Regions from separate parts of the Homo sapiens genome. Here region 1 is linked to region 2. Evidence: chromatin loops called from intact Hi-C (ENCODE). Cell type or tissue: natural killer cell. All regions are shown on one strand. Links, peaks and the distances in the headings refer to the core of each region. The heading gives the core; the rest is flanking DNA. Region 1 overlaps ZBTB7A (zinc finger and BTB domain containing 7A). Region 2 overlaps MAP2K2 (mitogen-activated protein kinase kinase 2).

Region 1 (2,898 bases), core at 140-2,639, 49 kb after region 2:
GGGCAATAAATGGACACGTAAAATGGCCGAGGGCCTGTTTGCTCCATGTCTGGCCCAGAGGGAGGCCTGCGGGCGAGGGCAGGCGGGCAGGGGGCGGGCTGGCAGCTGGCAGCCACCCCAGGCCGTTGGTGCCCCCCGATCGGGACACTGCATTCCTGTCCCATTAAACCCAGGCCGAGGACTGGGCCAGGCGGGGCTTGGCACCAGGTCAGGGCGGGGTTACCCGTCGGGACCAACCTTGCAACACAGGCCGCTGGGCGGGGAGGGGGCGGGGGCTGCCGGGTGCGGGCCTGGCAGCCGCACCTGCACACCAGGCTTACAGTGTGACCTTGGGCCGGCCGCCCACCCTCTCTGGGCCTGATCTCCCCTTCCAGCTTCCTCCTCAGGCCCCACCACTCACTCCCTTGGTAGGTGAGGAGGGGACTGAATTCCCGGAATAGCATTCAGGAGCAAAGTTCCCATCCGTGAGGGGTGGTGAACAGCCTGGCAATGTGTTTTGGGGACTGGCTCTGGCGCACATTAGGTCCCTGGGCTAAGTTTGCTGAATGGATGTGAGCGGGACCCTGACCACAGTGGGGGGCCCCTTTCCACTGTTACGACCCCCATCCCCCAGGAGACAGAGGCTCAGAGAGGTCTCGCATCTTGCCCAAGGTCACACAGCTTGGAGGTGGGGGAGCCGAGGCTTGAACCCGAGCTGCTCTGCACAGCACATGAGGGGTGAGAGGTCCCTTTGGCCTCCTTCCCTGCTCTCCCTGGGCAGAGGGTTGGGTGGGGGCCCTGATCCCCTCATTAGACGGCCCCCTGCTCCAGGAAGTGACCTTCGGGAAGGTGGCGGGTGGCAGTTACCTGCCCAGCCCTCACCTTGTCGTGTGACCTTGGGGAGGCCCCTGGCTCCCACACCCTGCACTAGCGATGCAGCCTCCTCTCTGCCGGTCCCCCTTCCCCGGTCGCCCACCTCCAGGCCTCAGTTCCTGATGCTCCCCGTGCTGGGGTGCCCTTCTTGGGATGCCGGGGTCCTTCCTAGGCGACATCTGCTGCTCCCTGAGCCACGTCAGGGTGCTTCCGAGCTCACGACACATCCCCCGCAGCTGGGAAGTGGCAGCTGCCCAGATCAGAGGGCTGCTGTGTGACCTCGACTGGGCCGCCTCACCTCTCTGAGCCTCTCAGGGACCTGGGGAAGACGAAGTGAAGGTGCCCAGTTAGTTTGGGAGCACAGAGGGGGCCGAAATGCGGCCCGGGTGCCGTGGCTCTCGACAAACACTACAGCAAGTGACCCTTAGGTTAGATGGGAGGTGGGACCGGCAGGCTGCACAGCCCCCTGCTTCTGGGTATGCCTGGCAGCCAGCTGGGTGGGCCGGGGCGTGGGCTGTCTCTGGTTTATCCGGCGGTTTGCTGCGCCCCTACTATGCGCCACCCTGGGAGGGTTGGGCTTAGGGGCCTGGGAGTGGCCCGGGGGGAGGAGGGCGCCCCACCTCCAGCCCAGGAGGGGCCTGCCAGGGCCTGCCCCTCGGCCGCCGAGTCAGCACCAAGCAGCCCCGGAAATCCCACGGAGGCCAGCGCGGGGGAGGAGCTGTGATGAAAGATGGGGCCCCGGGTGGGTGTGGGCCGAGCCCAGGGGACCCTGGCCGGCAGGGGTGGGGACCTGGCTGGCGTGGGGCCGGGGCTTCCTGGAGGAGGGGAACGAAACCGCCACCTCCGGAGGCGTGTACCGTGTGTCGGGCGCACAGTGGGGCTTCAGCACTCGGGGACTTTTTATTGCCAAGACTTTGTGGCCCCCGCCGGGGGTGCTCTGGCTGGGCCCGGCCTCCCCTCTCCCACCTCGGAGGCAGGGTCTTCGGCCCTTTCCTTAGGGGAGGCCTCCAGGAGGCCTAGGTGGGGGCATTGGCGCAGGGCGTGGCCGGCAGGTGGCTTGTGTTCCTGGAGTGAGGGCGTGGGTCAGTTGTCTCAGAGCGAGTTTAGTTTCCAGGGCGAGGGCAGGGCCTTGCCCTGGGTGGGTGGGGGGACCGGCCCCTCCATCATTTCCTGGCCCCCAGCCCCTGGGAGTCAGCCCTGCCGGGCATCCTTAGGCCAGGACTGCAGCCCTCTCTGGGCCCCGGCATTCTCATCTGTAAAACGCGGCCACAGTCCTCTCACGGGGGCTTTCCTTGGCTGACATCACCCCGGGCCTCGCTGCTTTGAGGGAGGGCCTCAGTGATATTTAGGGGGGAACAGGGGCCCAAGAGAGGGTCCCAGGCTGGAGAGGGCAGAGACTGGGACCCCCGGACCCAACCTGGAACTGGGATCTTCACACTGGCGGGGACCTGCAGGAGGTCGCTGAGCCACCTGGATTATTTTGGGCCCATCCTCCAGGCCCCAGGAAAGACACCTCCCAGCCACTCCAGAGCGGGGACCCTGGTCACCCGAGGGGAGGAACGGCCCAGCAGGCCAGGGATAGCCATCTTGGGGCGTTGGTGGCCTGGGTCAGAGGTCTCCCCCCATGCTGGGGTGGGTAGGAGGGCCCGGGCCCGTCTGATCCGGAGCTCCATCTGCTCACACGCTCCCCGCGGCCCAGGGCCAGACGGCAGATGGTGGCAGGGGGTGGACACCACCAAAGGGGACTCCTCGGAGGCTTCCCAGGGCCGAGCCTTGGGTGGGGTCGCTCCCCTCCTACCCTCCCTGCTCCCAGCAGCCACATCTGAGCCCACCGCCCCACCACAGGCCTTAGAGTAGACGGGGGTGCTGAGCAGCTGGGCCCTGGGCCGAGGCTGGAAGGAGGGAAGGAAGGCGGGTGGAGGGGCCTGGGGAGCGTGGTGGCACTGAGCAAGCTCACAAAGGCCTCTGTGTCGCCTGGCAGCTCAGGCCCCGCGCTGAGGGCCCTGGGCTTTGGGTCCGGCTGGACCGACACCATGCCTCCCTTGT
Region 2 (2,898 bases), core at 207-2,706:
GGGGAGAAGGAAGACCCCCTCACGGCCCCTTTCCTCAGAGGCAACAGTGCGCTGGCTTCCAGGGGATCCTTCTCAAGGCAGTCGATGCCATACAAGTATGTATATGTAGATGCCTTTGGTTTTGTTTTGTTTTCTTTTTGTTTTTTTGAGAGGCAGTCTCACTCTGTCACTCAGGCTAGAATCTAGTAGTGGCACAATCTCGGCTCACTGCAACCTCCACCTCCCAGATTCAAGTGATACTTCTGACTCAGCCTCCCGAGTAGCTGGGATTACAGGCGCCCGCCACCACTCCTGGCTAATTTTTGTATTTTTAGTAGAGACAGGGTTTCACCATCTTGGCCAGGCTGGTCTCAAACTCCTGACCTCAGGTGATCCACCTGCCTCGACTTCCCAAAGTGCTGGGATTACAGGTGTGAGCCACCGCGCCCAGCCAATGATTTTGTTTTTTAAGCACTCATGTCTTCCTCCCAGCTTTGCTTTTTCTCTTGCTGTATCCCGGGCGTCCTTATGACAGCAGAGAGGGAAAACACTCCCGTTTTGGGGGGTACGTAGGTTGTTTCCAGTCTCTGCCCTATCTCAAATAACATGGCACTGACTCGCAGGCACACCTGTGAGGTAAGCTGTGTGAGGGAATTGCTGGGTTCCAGGGTAGATGCAATTAAAAACTGATCCCTATTAGGCCGGGCACGGTGGCTCATGCCTGTAATCCTACCATTTTGGGAGGCTGAGGTGGGAGGATCATTTAAGCCCAGGAGTTCGATACCAGGCTGGGCAACATAGTGAGAAACCATCTCTATAATTTAAAATATTAGGTGAGTGTGGTGGCACGTGCCTGTTTTAAAATTGTTAACAACATTTAAAAATGGGGATAAAAATAGCACCAGCTACATGAGAGGCTGAGGTGGGAAGATCACTTGAGCCCAGGAGGTTGAGGCTACAGTGAGCTTTGGTCACGCCACTGCACTCCAGCCCGGGCAGCAGAGCGAGATGCTGTCTCAAAACATAACAAAGCTGATGACTGTTTTTAAATGGCCTTCTCAGGAAAGTGTGGCAGTCTGAGCTTGTCAAGGCAGGCCTGTGCCTCCCCCAGCTCAGATCTGTGGGACCACAGTCTCTAGGGTGGGGTACAGGCACCCCCTTCATTGACTCTGACGTGCCCCCTTGTTAAGACACTCTGGCCTCGAAGCCCAGAAGTGGGTGAGATTGGGTGGAACAAAAGGAGAAGTGGCCAGAGCTCAAAACCCCGGAGGAAATGCTGCCGACCCCGCCACACCGAGCTCATCAGGTATCAGACCGCCTGCCGCACAGCGTCGTTTGCAAAACCAGAATGCTTGGGTGACACCCTGCAAACGTGCGATCCCCTTTGACAGTTTTGTAATGAAGGCAGGAAGTGAATTTGAGCAAGGCCCCCACGTAGCCATGTGACCCGAGCAAGGCAGCACCCGCCTTGGAGCCCCTTTCCCGCCTGCGAGGGAGACCTGGCGTCTGCCCCGCTGCTCGCAGAGTCACGTTGCCGGCGGCATCAAAGGGCGAGGAAAGGATGAGGAAGCGCTTTGTGGTCTGAGGCAGCCCCTCTGTCATGTGGTGCTCCCTATTCCTCCTCCTCGTCTTCCTCGTCTTCCCCCTCCTCCTCGCGCCCGGCAGGCACCCTCGCTACTCAGGAGTTCTGTCCATCCTCGTTTTGTGTGGCTGACTCAGTTCTCGAGCCCCCTTCCTCCCATGCAGAAAGGGGACAGTGTGGCAACCCGCCCCCAACCTCTATTCTTGGTGAATTTAAAATGGGGGTTCCCAGAGTGGGTGCTGGCACCCCAGGGGACACCACACAGACCACCAGGCTGCAGGAGGGAGACACAGGCCGTGCTGTCTGTGTTATGGAGTGCACCCTTTAAAAGTTCCGAGGTGGTCTAGCCAGGGGCGGTGGCTCACACCTGTAATCCCAGCACTTTGGGAGGCCGAGGCGAGTTCAGGAGATCGAGACTATTCTGGCTTGGCTAACGTGGTGAAACCCCGTCTCTACTAAAAAAAAAAAAAAAAATACAAAAAAAATTAGCCAGGCATGGTGGCGGGTGCCTGTAGTCCCAGCTACTTGGGAGGCTGAGGCAGGGGAATGGCGTGAACCCTGGAGGCAGAGCTTTCAGTGAGCTGAGATCGTGCCACTGCACTCCAGCCTGGGCCACAGAGCGAGACTCCATCTCAAAACAAACAAACAAACAAAAACAACGTGGAGCACGTTGATTTTTAAAGCATTGGGTGAGCCCTGACAGGGCAGCATCCGTGGAAGTAAAGTCATCCAAGGGGGCCATCCCTGCCATCCTCGCCGGCCCTGTGAATTCTCTCCATGCTGAACGATGCTCTCGGAATTCACCTGAGTGCCCATAGGTTTCCATGGAAGGGCCTGCCCAGCACCTGATTCATTCCCTCCCAGGCCACCCCAGTGAGGCAAAGGGGCAGCTTAGCACCGGGGCTGAGGATGGGCGTCCGGGTCAGGTCTCGGCCCCACCGCTCACCCTTACCACGGGTTCGGGACAGGACTCTTGCCGCTTCTGCTGTGAAGCTGAGGGAGGTCGTAGTCCCTGCTGGGGTGAGGACTGTGTGAGCTCCTCCCAGGATGGCACCCGGCACGCACAGGTGTTGCATCCATGTCCTGGCTGCTGCAGCCATTTCCCTGTATTTCTACGCTGTTTCCTCATATTTCTATGTCATCTTTATTTTGCATTTTTTTCCTTCTTTTTTTGTGGGGGGTAGGGGGTACAAGGTCTCTCTCTGTCACCCAGGTTGGAGTGCAGTGGCATGATCCTAGCTCACTGCAGCCTCCACCTCTTGGGCTCAAACGATCCTCCTGCCTCAACCTTCCAGGTAGCCGGGACTACAGGTGCACCAGCACGCTTGAGTAGCTTT

What was found. A loop is a pair of places that touch in the nucleus more often than their neighbours do. Peaks named below come from ENCODE experiments on the same cell type or tissue, not always from the same donor. Only the 100,000 strongest peaks of a DNase experiment are listed, where the experiment ranks them.
Region 1: a loop joins it to region 2, with 3 times the contacts of the local background. A loop is called at or near these places in 14 of 110 quality-filtered maps.

What each region holds. Positions count from the first base shown.
Region 1 is chr19:4,058,744-4,061,641 of GRCh38, reverse strand. All of the region lies in intron 1 of ZBTB7A (zinc finger and BTB domain containing 7A), which reads left to right. Among named protein-coding and RNA genes, the nearest start is that of ZBTB7A, 6.7 kb to the left of the region's middle. RefSeq lists silencers at 45-94, 125-364, 1,385-1,774, 1,795-1,924 and an enhancer at 1,125-1,234. In natural killer cell, for the core only: no CTCF peak of the experiment used is centred there; DNase peaks (open chromatin) are centred at 241, 1,061, 1,571 and 2,131; H3K4me3 peaks cover 1,617 bases; H3K27ac peaks cover 2,500 bases.
Region 2 is chr19:4,107,556-4,110,453 of GRCh38, reverse strand. The region is part of intron 3 of MAP2K2 (mitogen-activated protein kinase kinase 2); the gene reads left to right. Among named protein-coding and RNA genes, the nearest start is that of MAP2K2, 15 kb to the left of the region's middle. RefSeq lists an enhancer at 979-1,108. In natural killer cell, for the core only: no CTCF peak of the experiment used is centred there; a DNase peak (open chromatin) is centred at 1,393; H3K27ac peaks cover 1,838 bases.